3 separate regions of the Homo sapiens genome follow, and all the other regions are linked to region 2. The links are chromatin contacts, found by Hi-C or POLR2A ChIA-PET in ENCODE. All regions are on one chromosome and are shown on one strand. Each heading gives the region's core, a stretch centred on a gene start or an enhancer-like site at or near the end of the contact. The rest is flanking DNA. Distances are from core to core; before and after follow the strand shown. Region 1 holds the start of FAAP100 (FA core complex associated protein 100). Region 2 has its middle 21 kb from the start of NPTX1. Region 3 holds the start of ARL16 (ARF like GTPase 16).

Evidence for each region. Hi-C counts contacts between places; a loop is a spot of excess contacts on that map. ChIA-PET counts read pairs that join two places held with the same protein, here RNA polymerase II (POLR2A). Pooled maps may share reads with other maps.
Region 1: a map of CD8-positive, alpha-beta T cell shows a loop between it and region 2 (19-fold over the local background). The contact joins the promoter of FAAP100 here to the enhancer-like site in region 2. A Hi-C loop is called at or near these places in 3 of 168 maps with a recorded cell type or tissue (CD8-positive, alpha-beta T cell and naive thymus-derived CD4-positive, alpha-beta T cell) and 6 of 50 pooled maps. POLR2A ChIA-PET finds 5 or more read pairs at or near these places in 3 of 52 experiments (CD4-positive, alpha-beta T cell, CD4-positive, alpha-beta memory T cell and activated CD4-positive, alpha-beta T cell).
Region 3: a pooled map shows a loop between it and region 2 (13-fold over the local background). The contact joins the promoter of ARL16 here to the enhancer-like site in region 2. A Hi-C loop is called at or near these places in 3 of 50 pooled maps. POLR2A ChIA-PET finds 5 or more read pairs at or near these places in 2 of 52 experiments (CD4-positive, alpha-beta memory T cell and MCF 10A).

Annotation. Positions count from the first base shown.
Region 1 is chr17:81,550,986-81,555,487 of GRCh38, reverse strand. FAAP100 (FA core complex associated protein 100) reads left to right here and starts at 3,135. Exons shown (of 9, transcript NM_025161.6): 1 at 3,135-3,322; 2 at 3,436-3,560; 3 at 4,285-4,502. The coding sequence starts at 3,158. LOC124904085 (a long non-coding RNA gene) reads right to left here and starts at 3,129. Exons shown (of 2, transcript XR_007065947.1): 1 at 2,982-3,129; 2 at 1-2,446. RefSeq lists enhancers at 1,504-2,079, 2,609-2,728 and silencers at 2,129-2,198, 2,209-2,288, 2,869-3,028, 3,169-3,408, 3,469-3,568.
Region 2 is chr17:80,453,184-80,457,484 of GRCh38, reverse strand. No RefSeq gene overlaps it. Among named protein-coding and RNA genes, the nearest start is that of NPTX1, 21 kb to the left of the region's middle. RefSeq lists silencers at 242-536, 2,302-2,561, 2,822-3,031 and an enhancer at 2,239-3,068. Within about 2 kb of position 2,589, at least 39 of the 41 ENCODE cell types and tissues checked have a DNase peak (open chromatin) inside an H3K27ac peak, as active enhancers do; they include CD4-positive, alpha-beta T cell and CD8-positive, alpha-beta T cell, where a contact is called at or near this core.
Region 3 is chr17:81,682,547-81,687,000 of GRCh38, reverse strand. It overlaps ARL16 (ARF like GTPase 16), which reads left to right and starts at 3,204. Exons shown (of 5, transcript NM_001040025.3): 1 at 3,204-3,308; 2 at 3,407-3,465; 3 at 3,875-3,988. The coding sequence starts at 3,248. HGS (hepatocyte growth factor-regulated tyrosine kinase substrate) reads right to left here and starts at 2,990. Exons shown (of 22, transcript NM_004712.5): 1 at 2,898-2,990; 2 at 1,312-1,396; 3 at 614-689. The coding sequence starts at 2,934. RefSeq lists silencers at 2,760-2,859, 3,070-3,129, 3,340-3,419 and enhancers at 3,008-3,302, 3,520-3,739.

The DNA of each region.
Region 1 (4,502 bases), core at 1,886-4,385, 1.1 Mb before region 2:
AGAAAAAATTAGCCAGTGTAGTGATGTGTGTGCGCCTGTAATCCCAGCTACTTGGGAGGCCAAGGTAGGAGAACTGCTTGAACCTAGGAGGCAGAGGTTGCAGTGAGCCGAGTTTATGCCACTGCACTCCAACCTGAACAGTGTAAGACTCTGTCTCAAAAAATAGGCCAGGCGTGGTGGCTCATGCCTGTAATCCCAGCACTTTGGAAGGCCGAGGCAGGCGGATCAAGAGGGCAGGAGATGGAGACCATCCTGGCTAACACAATGAAACCCCGTCTCTACTAAAAATACAAAAAAATTAACCGTGCATGGTGGCAGGTGCCTGTAATACCAGCTACTCGGGAGGCTGAGGCAGGAGAATGGCGTGAACCTGGGAGGCAGAGCTTGCAGTGAGCCGAGATGGCACCACTGCACTCCATCCAGCCTGGGCGACAGAGTGAGACTCCATCTCAAAAAAAAAAAAAGACTGTCTCAAAAAATTAAAAAAAAATTTTTTTTAATCTGTCATCCAGGCTGGAGTGCAGTGGCGTGATCTCGGCTCACTGCAAGCTCGCCTCCCGGGTTCACACCATCCTCCTGCCTCAGCCTCCCGAGTAGCTGGGACTACAGGCGCCGCCACTATGCCCAGCTAATTTTTTTGTATTTTTAGTAGAGACGGGGTTTCACTGTGTTAGCTAGGATGGTCTCGATCTCCTGACCTTGTGATCCTGCCCGCCTCGGCCTCCCAAAGTGCTGGGATTACAGGCATGAGCCACCGTGCCTGGCCAAAATTAAAAAATTTAAAACAGTTCTGGATGCCACTCCCCCATTAAATCAAGCAAATTGTACTGCTTAGAAATAGAACTCAGGCCCGGGGTTCGAGACCAACGTGGCCAACATGGCGAAACCCTGTCTCTATTAAAAAAGACAAAAAATTAGCCTGGCGTGGTAGTGTGCACCTATAGTCCAGCTTTTCGGGAGGCTGAGGCAGGAGGTTGGCTTGAGCCTGGGGTGTTGAGGCTGCAGTGAGCCGAGACTGTGCCACTACACTCTAGCCTGGGAGACACAGTGAGAACCTGTGTGTGTCAAAAAAAAAAAAAGGGAGAAGTCGGGTTCCTGGGTCCCTGCCTCACCTTCCTGCTGTGTTCTCCTTATTGGGCTGTGCTGCTCTGAGGAGAGGTCCCTCAAGGCCCAGCCCTCCTCGCCCTCAACACAGCCTGAAGCTTCATGGTTTTTCTCCCCTCAGTCTGACCTAAATTGACTCCTTCATATACTTCGTGCTTAGGGAGATGATAACACCTCCAAGTTGGGCATAGAAACGCAGTGTCCAGCGGTCTGCGCTGCTGTCTCGAAGGCTTCCGCTAGGAGTGTGTGCATCTTCCACACCCACGGACAGAGAGGCTGCCTCAGCCCTCATCACTCTTCGCCAAGTACAGGTGGGGCACGGCACAGCCCAGCAGCTGATGGAGAGCCGGCCTTCAGCCCTTCGCTTGTGTCTAACTCACCCCCTTTCCCCTGGGATCCATGCTTAAGGTCCCCCACATGACTACTGATCATAAATCTTGTTGCAGATAGGAGCTGGGCTTGGCGTGGGGCCAAAAGCCTGCCAGCCCCCGGAGCAGAGTGGGGTGGGCAGCGGAGTAAACCGCGGGGTGAGGCTGCTGGTTTGGCGGGCCTTCTCCCACGTCCGTTTCCTCCTCCACGTGATCGTGATCATTTCCTCTAGGACAGTCTTGGCATGTTACCATCCGTATGGAAGAGATGGCCTGGGAGGACTGGATGGGGTTGGTGTGTGTGAGCGAGTGACTCACAAGGCTTCAGAGGGTTAAAACTAGCAGTCAGAAGACCTGCGGATTCCTGTGGGGAAATTCGGTCAGAAGACCAGCGGAGGATCCCTGTGGGGAAATTCACAACGATGCGGCATCTGACTTCCTGACTCTGAAGGCCAAATGAGATGCACCTGGCCCTCCTCTCCCCACTCCCCAGCATCAAAGACAGCATTTCCAGCCCAAACACCTTCAGAGCAGCCCTGGCGAGAAGAGAGGAGCAAGGAACTGACTCCAGGTGCCGCACTTGAGTCTGTCTAACCCAACATTCAGAATCAGACATCCCCGTTGCCTTGGGGTCAGTCCCCACCCCAACCTCAAAGGGGGGCGGTCAGGATGTCTGCAAGTGGTGCTTTGTGCTCCAGCAGGTGCACCCGGACTCCACGATGTCTGCCTAACTTCCAAGCCCAGTTTTGCAGCCCTGCCCCTAGATTCTCCCTCGAGGGTGTCTGGCCTTAGCGCTCTTCAGATTGGCTTCTTAAACGGAGGGAGGCGGGCCGGGGGCGGGGTTCCTTGGTCATTTACTTGTGAATGGTGTGCCTGGTTTCCGCTCTCTTCCGGGCATGGAGCAGGTGTCCGTACTGCAGGCCCCTCCACGGGCGTTCTCTGGTCAGTACTTCTCTCCTGGAGGAAGTGGAGAGCTGCCAGGAGGGAGAGGGTGGAGGTATCTTGCCCTGGCTCACAGTCATTTTCTTGTCCTCTGCCCCCAACCCAGAAACCCCATTGGTGTACTCCCTGTCCCCACGTGTTCAGCCACGGAGGGAGGGACGCACTTCCACCTAAGCTGGCTCACTCCGCTGGGCCCTGAACGCGGGGGCGGCCGGGGCGGCTCGCAGAGCACAGGGCAGAGACCCATCCCTAGGACGACAAGAGCCGGCGCTGCCCCACCCCGACCCCGGCTGGAGTGCGCTCCGGCAGGACCCAGCTGCTCTCCGAGAGCCCAGAGAATCGAGGCGTTTACGCAAAAGCCCGAGTAGCTGAGCGCTTGCTCCGGGGAGACGCCCCGCCCAAGAGCAACCTCTGCTCGGCCAGGACCCGCTTCCCCACCCTGGGGAACCCGTGCAGCAGCCGGGGCCATGAAGCCGCCGAGGGCTCCCACCAGCCCGGCCGGGTCAACCTCGACCTGCGGCACGGTGCCGCGGCCCCTAGGAAGGCTCCCCTGCTCCCCGTGGGTACCAGCGACCGCCCCAGCTCCCGGAGTCCCTGCAGCGCGTCCTTTCCGGCCCGCCCCCGGCACCGCCGACCGCTTTACGGCGGAGGTCGCGCCGCACAGCGGGCTGCCGTAAAGCGCTCCGAGGCGGAGCCGCCGCCGCGCGGCCGGGGCTTCTCACTCTGACGGGCCCGCGCGCACGATGGCCGGCGCCGCGCCGCGGGTCCGCTACCTGGCGGGCTTCTGCTGCCCTCTCGGGGGCCTGGCGGCGGGCAAGCCCCGCGTGCTGTGCCATGAGGCAGAGGTCTTCCTGTCCACCGGGAGCGAGCTCGTCTACGTGTACGACCAGGAGGGCGGGCTGCTGACCGTGAGCGCCGGCCCGCGGGGGCGGGAGGGACCGGGCGGGGGCGGCGGTTCGCGTGAAAATGAAGACCGCGGGCCCGCGCGTCGCGTCGGCCTGACCCGCGCCCCGGTCCGCAGGCGGCGTTCCGGTTCCCCGACCAGGTGTGGCACCTGGAGCTGCTGGCGCCGCGCAGGTTGCTGTACGCGCTGTGCGCCCGGAGGGGCCTCTACTGCCTGTCGCTGGACCACCCGGGCAGGAGCAGGTGAGGGCGGGCCCGCGGCCTCCCTCCCGCACACTCCTGCTGCCCCCGGACTGCTTCAGAGCGAGCAGCCCCACCTCATCGCGCTTGGGGACCCGGGCTGCCGCCAGCTCTGAAGCCTCGGCCGCCATCCCTGCCCGATTATCTGGAGCCCCTGCCCCCAGCACTCTTTCTGCAAGTGTCTTGCTCACAGTCCTTAGTAAGTGGGGTTCACATGGTTAAGCCCACGGCGGGGCGCGGGATCCTGTCCTTTGGGCCCTGGTGGCCCGGTGCTGTCTGGTGAGACACGCCCCCGAGGTTGGGTCTTTATTGGAGGGAGGAGACAGCAAAGGCACCGTGACCCCGAGTCAGTGATCAGTGGACACCATCTGGGTTGGAAGGAAGCGAGCTCCGGGCAGCCAGGCCTGTCTTCAGTGCAGAGCCAGCAGCTGCTGACCGCGGCCCAGGCTGTAGAGGGGGCAGCCTGTGCACTTTGCAGCCTGGGCCTCAGCCTGACGGTTCTATGCTGACAGGTGTCGGTTCACGCTGGTTTTGGATGCCTGGTACTTCTTGTCAAGAGTATCCTTCGTGGGGAAGGTGGGAGGCCATGTGGCAGATGGACTGCTGAGCGGCCTTGGGGGTCACTGCGGGAACCCCTGAGCCAGACTACTCCATGCCAGGTTATTGTGAAGAGAACGTGGGAATCCCACCCTGCCCAGGCCTGACCAGTGCGTCCCTGTTCTCAAAGGTCTACGAGCCAGGATGACAGGGACAGCGAGGACGGTGACCAGCCTTCCCCCGTGATCCCTGTGGACCCCGATGCCTGCATCCTTCCCGATGCTGCGCTGTGCGCGTTCACCTTGCTGGACAGTGTGCTGGTCACCCTGGTGCAGGGCCCTGCCCGATGGAAGATGCAGCTGTTTGAGCAGCCCTGTCCTGGGGAGGACCCCCGGCCAGGAGGCCAGA
Region 2 (4,301 bases), core at 1,340-3,839:
ACCACCCCGTCCTGGCTAATTTGAATGACCGCTGCTGCTTGATCAATTTCAGCTTCAGCTGCATTTTGTTCTTCCTGCCTTCTAGATAAAAGTTATCAAGATACCCAGCTGTGGAGTCAGCCCTGCTGCCTTGAGCCTCTCCCAACTCCTCCTCCCACCATGCTCTCCCAACACGAGGAGACTTGCGGGTCCTTCCTAACATCCTCTCACAGCAACCAGTCAACAGACGTGGCTTGATTCCACTGCAGCGCGTTCCTGGGGTCTTTGGTTGGATGGTAATGGACGCTTTGGTTTTATTCTGAATGATAACGAAAGCCACTGAGTGGCTGCGAGCAGAGGAGAAATGGAAGTGATTTTGGAGACACTATCTGGGGGAGTAGCCAGGAGGCTCTGTCTGGGGGCGGAGGTGAAGGCAGCTGGGGAAGATCCTCTGTGGCTACTCGGGGTGGGGCGGGCAGGAGGAGAACATGCAGATGGCCTCTATGTGCCAGAAATGCTTTCCAGGAGCTTCTGACAGGAGAGGGCAGCTGCAGAGAGCTGGACGGGGGACAAGGCTGTTGCTCCACCAGCTCCAGGCAGCCTGGCGAGGCTGAGCACCCAGCCGAGGAGCAGAGAGGTGCCCACTGCCACCGCCACCCTAACACCCTCTGAGCAGAGGAGCCGGCACGCTCAGGATATCCTTTAAGACAAGAGTTGAAGGGAAAGACAGAATCAACCCGGCTCTGCAGGCGCCAAGGAGCCAGCACACATGGAGGCTGTGCAGTCCATTCCCCGGATGTCTGATGTGGGCGGCAGCACAACACGTTGCTTGGAGGGGCAGTGAGGTCATTCCCACAATTCTGAAGAAGGGTCAGTGGACTGTGTGCTCAGCAGGGAGGGCTGATGGGCCAGACTTGTGGATCACTGACAGCCGGGTCGGAGGGGGGGCTCACCGGGAGGGGTGTCCCCCACCACCCACTCCAGTTCACACTGCTTCTGACTTGTGCCCAGGAGAGCAAGCTAGCCTTCCAGGGGGCCAGAGTAACACTGGGCATCCTCTCGCTGCCTGCTAGGGTGAGACATATGGGACACGTGTGTAGGTGTCTGTCCTCCTTTGATTACTAGTGCTGGGTGGGGGGGGGGGTCCCCAGAGGTCCCCAGGGAGTGCAGAGGCAAAGGCTTAGCATCTGCCCTTGCTGCCTCTCTCCTGGACCAGACTGCTTCCCCTCCTTCTCCCAGGACCTGGCCGTACCTGGAGGGTGGAGCCCTCCGTTGAGCCTGCTTGCTTGAACTTCCCTTCCTCCCCTGCACTAGCAGGCCCCTCAGGCCTCATGGGGACACTCTTCCCCAACCCCCTACCTCACCCCCTCACCCCTCACCTAGAAGGAGGTCAGAAGAATTTGGTGCCATGGAAAGGAACATGGGGCATGGAGCACTTGAGGACACTCCCGGGACCCCCTCTGCAGGGGAAGGTGGAGCTCTGGGGCCAGAGGCTATGAGAGCACCAGCCAGCTCAGTGCACATTTGTCTGAGTCCGGAGTCCCAGTGCTGCTGTGAATGCGCTGAAGGGGTGAGGCAGGGATGGGGTGTTAGGGAGGAAAGAGAACTCTTTGTGAGTCACATTTCAGACGCCTCCATTCCCATTCATACATTAGGGTCTGTGGGGGACTGGGGCACATCAATATATTGTTAGAGAAAAAATGTATATGCAATATAAATGCATTAAGAAAAAAAAACACCCGAAGAAACGATTCTGACATGTTAATAGTGGTTCTATGTGGCAGTGGGATCGAGGATTTTTATACCGTACTTTCATATGTTTTCCAAATTTTCTACACCAAGCACGTGTTAGTTACGTAATTTAAAACTTATTTATTTTTAAACCAAATTCTCCAGCCAACTGTGCTTTTCCCCAGTTGCAGTAACTTTCCTTTCAGTCAGGTTTCTGGGTGAATCCAAAGAACAAGGCGGCCTCTCAAGCCCACATCATGTCACGTTCATATTTTCATTCTTCCTTCGTTGGGCCGGCTCTGCGGAGGCCGAGCGCTGGGGCTGGGGCGAGAACGGTGTCCCTGTCGTCAGGGAGTTTCCAGCTAGTGGCCTTCTCCCGCTTCTCAACCCATCCCCTCCCCTGTCCGCCGAGGTCGGGCTCTGACGGGAGCGGGCCGCCCTCCGTCTGATAGGTGCGGTCTGGGGAACTTGAGCTGCCCAGTCTCCCTCCTTCTTTCCCCTGCTGCAGACCCCAACTCTGAGCTTGGGGGACAGGGAGGCCGAAAGGGCCCTGTTAAACGCTGGGTGCTGGGAAGCCGCCCCCTCCAGGGAGCCCTCAGGACCTCAGGCCAGGGCTGGAAGCGAGAGGAGGCCGGAGCCCAGGGAAAACGGGCGACCGGGGGCGGCGCGCGTGTCAGTAAGGAGCCAGGCGGCGGGGACGGAAGCTCCGGGAGGGCGGCGGGCCGGGGCGGGTGTCAGAAGGCTCCGATTGGGCCTTCTGCGGCCCTGCTTCCCCCGCCCCCGAACCCCCCAAAAGCTGCGGGCAGCGGCAGGGCGCCTGCGACACAGGGGCGCGCCGCGCGGGACCTGAGGAAAAGCTACGGCCAAGCCCCGAGCACAGGCGCGCCGCCGCGCTGGCTCCGGGAACGCGGACGCACGGCGGGGCTGCCACAGCAACGCAGACAGGAGCGCGGCGACTGGCGGAACCGCGGAGAGGCGGGACTCAGGAGGCGTCTCGCGAGAGTTAGGCTTCGCGGGCTTCCGGCCGGTGCCGGCCGCGGGGGCCGACGGGGTTAGGCTTCCGGCGTGGGTTGTGTGGCCTCTCCCAGCTCCACGCGTTTCTGGGCGCCGGGCACTAGGCGAGCCGGCCGGGCTGGCGCGAGGCCGCAGGCGGGAAGAGTCCCCGGGGTCGGCCCCGAAGCGGCTCTGGAGGCAGTAGCCGGGGACGCCGAGGTCAGGGAGGAGGCGGATCCGAGCGCGGTCCCGCAGGGCCCTGTCCGTTCTTCCGCCTCGGCCGGTCCCGTCAGGCCGCCTTTAAATGCCCGGCGCCTCGCACCTGCTAACAAAACGAGCTCCTGCTGTTCCCCAGCTCCGTAAATGGTGCCCCTGGCCCTCCCCAGTTCTCAGGCAGAGCCTTGGCGGCCTCCCTGACCCCTAACACCCCGCATCCAGCCCGGCAGTACATCCTGTTGGCTGTGCCTTCGAAATTTCCCCAGACCTGACCTCTTCTCCCACCTCTGCCACCACCCTGCTCCGAGCCGTCTTTTCCCGCCGAGATGACTGTAGTAGCGTCTCAGCTGGGTCTCCCCGCTTCCACCTTCCCCTCCTGAGTCTCCTCAACACAGGAGCCAGAGCGATCTCGGAAAGTACAGGAGGTCATGCCCCAGTGTGGTTCCCCTTTCCTGGGTTTAAGTCAAGGTCCTCACCGTGCCTGCCGGCCTCCCGGGTCTCTGCGCGGTGGACTCTGGACCTCCCTGCCCCGTCCTGCCTCAGGGCCTTTGCACCTGCTGTTACCGCGGCCTGGAACGCTCCTCCCCTGAAACCCTGTGACTCCCACTTAGTGAGGCGACCACCTGTTGAAAACCGTGCCCCCTTCCTATACAGATGCTCCTGTCATATGGGGTTAGATTCCCCATCAACCCATCATAGGTTAAAGCATTGTAAGGCAATTTACGGTAGGTTTATCCGGATGTAACCCCATCTGTAAGCGGAGGAGTATACTGAATGTGTATGGCGTTTGTACCATGGCAAAGCCAAAATGTAAGTCAAACTCGAAGTCCAGGACGGTCTGTGGCCTGTACTCCCTTGCTTTCCCTCCCCGGCTCTTAGCGCCATCCAGCATCGTTGATAATGTAATTTGATGTGTATTGTCTGAAAGCACCAAGACGGCAGAGTTTCTCTCTTATCCAGATCACAGTGTGTGCTCAGTAAACACTAGACTGAGGGGGTGTATGAGAGGTCTTTTTTTCCTCTCTCCTTCCTCAGGAATGGGTGAAGATGAAGTCCTGTAAGGCAGGAGCTGGATCAAAGAAATATCCCGGGTCTTGTCTGTGTGCAGACTGTTGTTTGAGGACTCTGCTCCAGTTCTAGCAGCGATCGGTGGCTCCCTTGGGTGACTCTCCAGAAGGAAGGGTGCCAGCATGGACTGGTGTCTGCTTGCCAGATGCCCTGAACAGCTCATTCCTCAGGAGGCCAGGGGCGCCTCAGGAAGTGCTGTCAAATGCAATCACTCTCAGAACCCTCTGGGCTGAAAGATGTCATTGATTTATGCTGGCAGCCCCGCGCAGCACTCTGCTAGGTGTTGAATTGTCTGGAGAACACCTGGTATCACC
Region 3 (4,454 bases), core at 1,955-4,454, 1.2 Mb before region 2:
GCAGATGCCCAGGAAGGGAAGGGTTGGGCCAGTGGTCAGGGCAGGGCCCCTCCTCCTCCCGGACAGACCCACCTCCCTGTGGGACAGCAGAGCCCTTCGACAGGCCCGTCAGTGGCCGGTGGGGAACCCGGTGGGACAGCAGAGCCCTTCGACAGGCCCGTCAGTGGCCGGAGGGGAACCCGGTGGGACAGCAGAGCCCTTCGACAGGCCCGTCAGTGGCCGGTGGGGAACCCGGTGGGACAGCAGCCCTTCAACAGGCCCGTCAGGCCAGTGGGGAACCCACATCTGAGACTCAGCAGCCTGCACAGCACCGCTCCGTGACGCCAAGTCTCACTGCCAAGCACAGCAATGACATCCGCCTTCTGGTGTTTACTCACGCAGGACCGGCTGAAGAAGTGGTGCCCACTCCCTCCCCTATCTCCTGTCTCTCCCTCAGCGTGACCCTCTCCTAGGTGGCACTGTTCACACAGGCACTCAAGGCTGAGTGGAAACTCTCCTGCTTGATGTATGCCCAGGGAGGTGGGCAAGGCCACAGGACAAACTCTTCTCATGCTGTCGTGACTAGTAGGGGGTAGGGACCCTGGGGGCCACTGAGGCACGGGGGTCTGCTTACCTCCAGGGCATACAAGGCGACGTGTGGGTTCTTGTCGTTGACTTTCTTCTTGATGGAATTCACAGCATATTTTGCTCTGAAAAGGAAACATTGATAAAAGCAGAGAAAAACGGGAAAAAAATAGTCTCAGCAACTAAGATGAGAAAAGCTCATCTGCTGCCAGGTGCAGTGGCTCACGCCTGTAATCCCAGTGCTTTGGGAGGCCAAGGCAGGAGGATTGCTTGAGCCCAGGAGTCTGAGACCAGCCTGTGCATTACGGCAAAAACCCATCTCTACCAAAATACAAAAAATCAGCCGGGCGTGATGGTGAATGCCTGTAGTCCCAGCTACTCAGGAGGTTGAGGTGGGACGATCGTTTGAGCTTGGGAGGCAGGGGCTGCAGTGAGCTGAGATCACGCCACTGCACTTCAGCCTGGGTGACAAAGCAAGGCCCCGTCTTAAAAAAAAAAGTCTGTCTGCCATCTTAGTCTTTGAGAACCCCGAAGCAAATACAAACATAACCAGGTATCTGCAAGCTGTACAGAGAAAACCCCTTAATCCTCCAAGATGTCAAAAAATCCTAGCATGTAGCCCATGCAGTTCTCCACATAAGAGCCTAACACGGTCAGCTACGTCGTGGAGACCCAACGGGCACCAAGCGAGCCCAGCTTAGTGCACGGCTGCTCCTCCGCATCAGGGCACAGGCCCCGCTAACTCACTGTGTGTCCCCTTGGCGGATCAGGTCGCAGATCTGCAAAATGGACTCCCAATCTGTCTCCAACAGGAGCTGGCTGGTCGCCTTGTCTGAGAGAGAAAATGCCATGAAAGGGAGGGGTTATCCTGCTGGACGCCCCGTGCAGCACCCCAGCTTGGCAGCAGCTGGGGGGGACTCTCTCCTTCCCCTTTAGACATTTGGACCAAATGAAAAAGCATGACAGAATCCTCCTGAGCGTGCTGATGGGCAGGGAAGTGCCATCCTCCCCAGGGAAGCAGCAAACAGCGTAAGAGCACACCAGGTGCTGGTCCAAGCCCTCCCACAACCCGCGAGCGAGGTAAAGACACTCAGCAGAGAGGCGAGGGCACTGCCGTGAGTCACACAGCTCACCAGAGACAGAGGCTGATTCACTCTTAAACATCAGGCTCGGCTGCTTCTCAACAAAGAACCCTATCACCCGTCCCTTGGAGTCCCCGTTCGCCCAGATGCTCCCGGTTTCAATGGGACCTTAGCTTGGGCAAGGGCTAGAGAGGCCTGCAGTGTAGACTCCAGGCCCCTTGCTCCAAGCCAAGTGCTTTGGAAATAAGGGCAGAACGGGGCTCCAAGGAGGACTCGCCAGCATACCTGTCATCATACCACATCACTGCTGTCTCCAACAACTGGCCCCTCTGGGGGGGCAGCTCCAGCTCTGCCCACATCGCCTTTCCCGGATACAGAAACGATCTAACAAGCCAAGCCACGTCCACTTTCTATACTGATTCAGTAGTTAACCTCTGGATTCATCCCTGAAGCACTGAACTACCTGTGTGGCTGAGATACTCAGTCTGCTTGCTGGTTCCCTTGGCAAGGAAGGTGTCTCACTTGAAGTCTCCTTGAAAACCCTACTTGACAAAAAGGCAAGCTTGGGCAGCCCATTCGACCACCCAAGCTCCTACCCCCAAACATTAGACGCATTTTCCACGTGCTGCTGGGCACGTGCACATCAACATTCGTTTCCCTCCCAAAACGCGTCAATTCCAGGAGGCTCAGATAGGATCAGCTTTCACCTCCAAAAACGTGAGAAAACGCCTTCCTAAACCATTAGGCACTTCCCGAAGCCAGTGTGGGAACAAAAGGTGGGTCTGGGACCCGCAGCCCCCAAGAGAGCTCGAAGGTCCCAGAGAGAACACTGCCGGCTCCACCCTTCGAGGCCCAGTGTTTTGGGTCAGAAGCCCAAGTGCGAGCCTAACATCCGACTGAGTCACCCACTTTCATGACTCAGGCCTTGTGGCCCACTCGGCCGGGTGCTCGTCGGTCAAGAGGAAATCGGCCGAATGCCCGGGCCCGCGGAGGAGCGAGGTCGCCGAGCGCCCCTGGCGCCCTGCGCGGACCCTCGCAGAGCCCCATTTGCCAACGCCCGACGGACGCCGACCCCACGGCCGCGCCGAGGGTCCAGGATCGGCGGCTCCGAACCCGGGAGGACAGCGGGCCGGGGAGAGGCGGGCAGGGCGGCCGGTCCGCGCCCCTCGGGCCCTCGGGGCCGCGCTGACTCAGCGCCGGGCGGAGGCTGCGGGCTGACCAAGGCCGAGCCGTCGGGTGGGGACGCGTTACCTAGGAGACGCTCGAAGGTGCCGCTGCCTCGCCCCATGGCGACCTCCAGCCCAAACCCGACGCCGCGGGCGCTCCCCTGCTACGAGCTGGCGCGCCCCCCGACTTCCGCTTCCGCCTTTTCCCTCCAGTGCGCGCACGCGCACGTCACCGCGCCGGCCCTAGAGCCGCGAGGAGGCGGGGTCTTCCGCTCTCCCGCTAACGCTGCGCGCTAATTGGACGCGCCCTTGGAACAATGAGCCCTAAGAACCAATGAGAAGTCCGAAGGTGAGAACTATCCAATGAGAGTGGCCGGTGGGCGGGCCTTGAGCCGCGGCGCCGAGCTACGGGTGCCGGGTGGAGCGAAGCACGGAATGTGTCTCCTGCTGGGGGCCACGGGCGTCGGGAAGACGCTGCTGGTGAAACGGCTGCAGGATATCCTTCCGCGCGGGGACGGGACCGGGGCGCGGGGGGCACCCGGAGTGGGGCGGGGACTCACCCTTTAGCTGCTCGGGTCCTTGACCGCTTCGCACAGGTGAGCTCCCGGGATGGGAAAGGCGACCTGGGGGAGCCGCCCCCGACACGGCCCACGGTAGGTGTCCGCCCCCGCGGGTGGAGTTGCGGGGGGTCAGTTCTGCGCTTGGCGAAGAGCTCCGGGCTCCTCTAAGTGCACGCCGAGGCGCAGCGGGTCAGGTCGTGACTTAAGGCCAGCCTTCGGGAGCGGGGGACGGCCCGAGCTGAGGATAATTGGCGCGGGATGAGGGGGCCTGCCGCCCTCCACGGGCACTTCCTCTCCCCTCGCAACGGCTTCCTGTGGCTGGTCGCCCCCACAGCGAGTCCAGCTACTGATGGGCGTCGGTCCCTGCTCGCCGTTCCTGCGTTAGGGAGAATGGGTCTGCGGGGTTCAGGCCACCGTGTAAGGTGTGGGCACGGTGCTCTTCAGGAGTTCACAACGGGACAGCGGTTGTATTGTTCTTTTTGCATCGTGGTTTTTCCTATAGGTGGGCACCAATCTTACTGACATCGTGGCACAGAGAAAGATCACCATCCGGGAGCTTGGGGGGTGCATGGGCCCCATCTGGTCCAGTTACTATGGAAACTGCCGTTCTCTCCTGGTGGGTTGTAATCCTATATGGGCTTCCTTTAGGGAAGTGTGTCTACATTTCTGTGACGTCCAGTCCCCAACCTTGCTGTGTGTAGAAAGGGGTTTGGGTTATTTAGTGACTATACTACTCATGGAAATAGGTCTTAGCTAGTGTTGCTTCCTGCTGGGCACCCTGTCTGGTTTCTGGTGCTTGCGCTCCCAGGCCCCCGGTAGGAGCTCACAGAGGGCTTGCTGAGGGCAGGGCTGCTGCTCCGCAGAGAACAGACTTGGCCCTCTGTGTCACTCCCCGGTACGTCTGTGTTTATGTTGGACTTATACGTACCTCTGGTTGGTCTCATCTTGATAAGGCCTGTGCCGCGGATACCAGTATGGAGAACTGATGGCCACATGAGGACAGAGACGAGTGACACCAGGTCGTCTTCATAAAACTCGATTCCCTCTGCTTCTGCTTGTTCCCAAAGCTTTGTTTAAAGCTA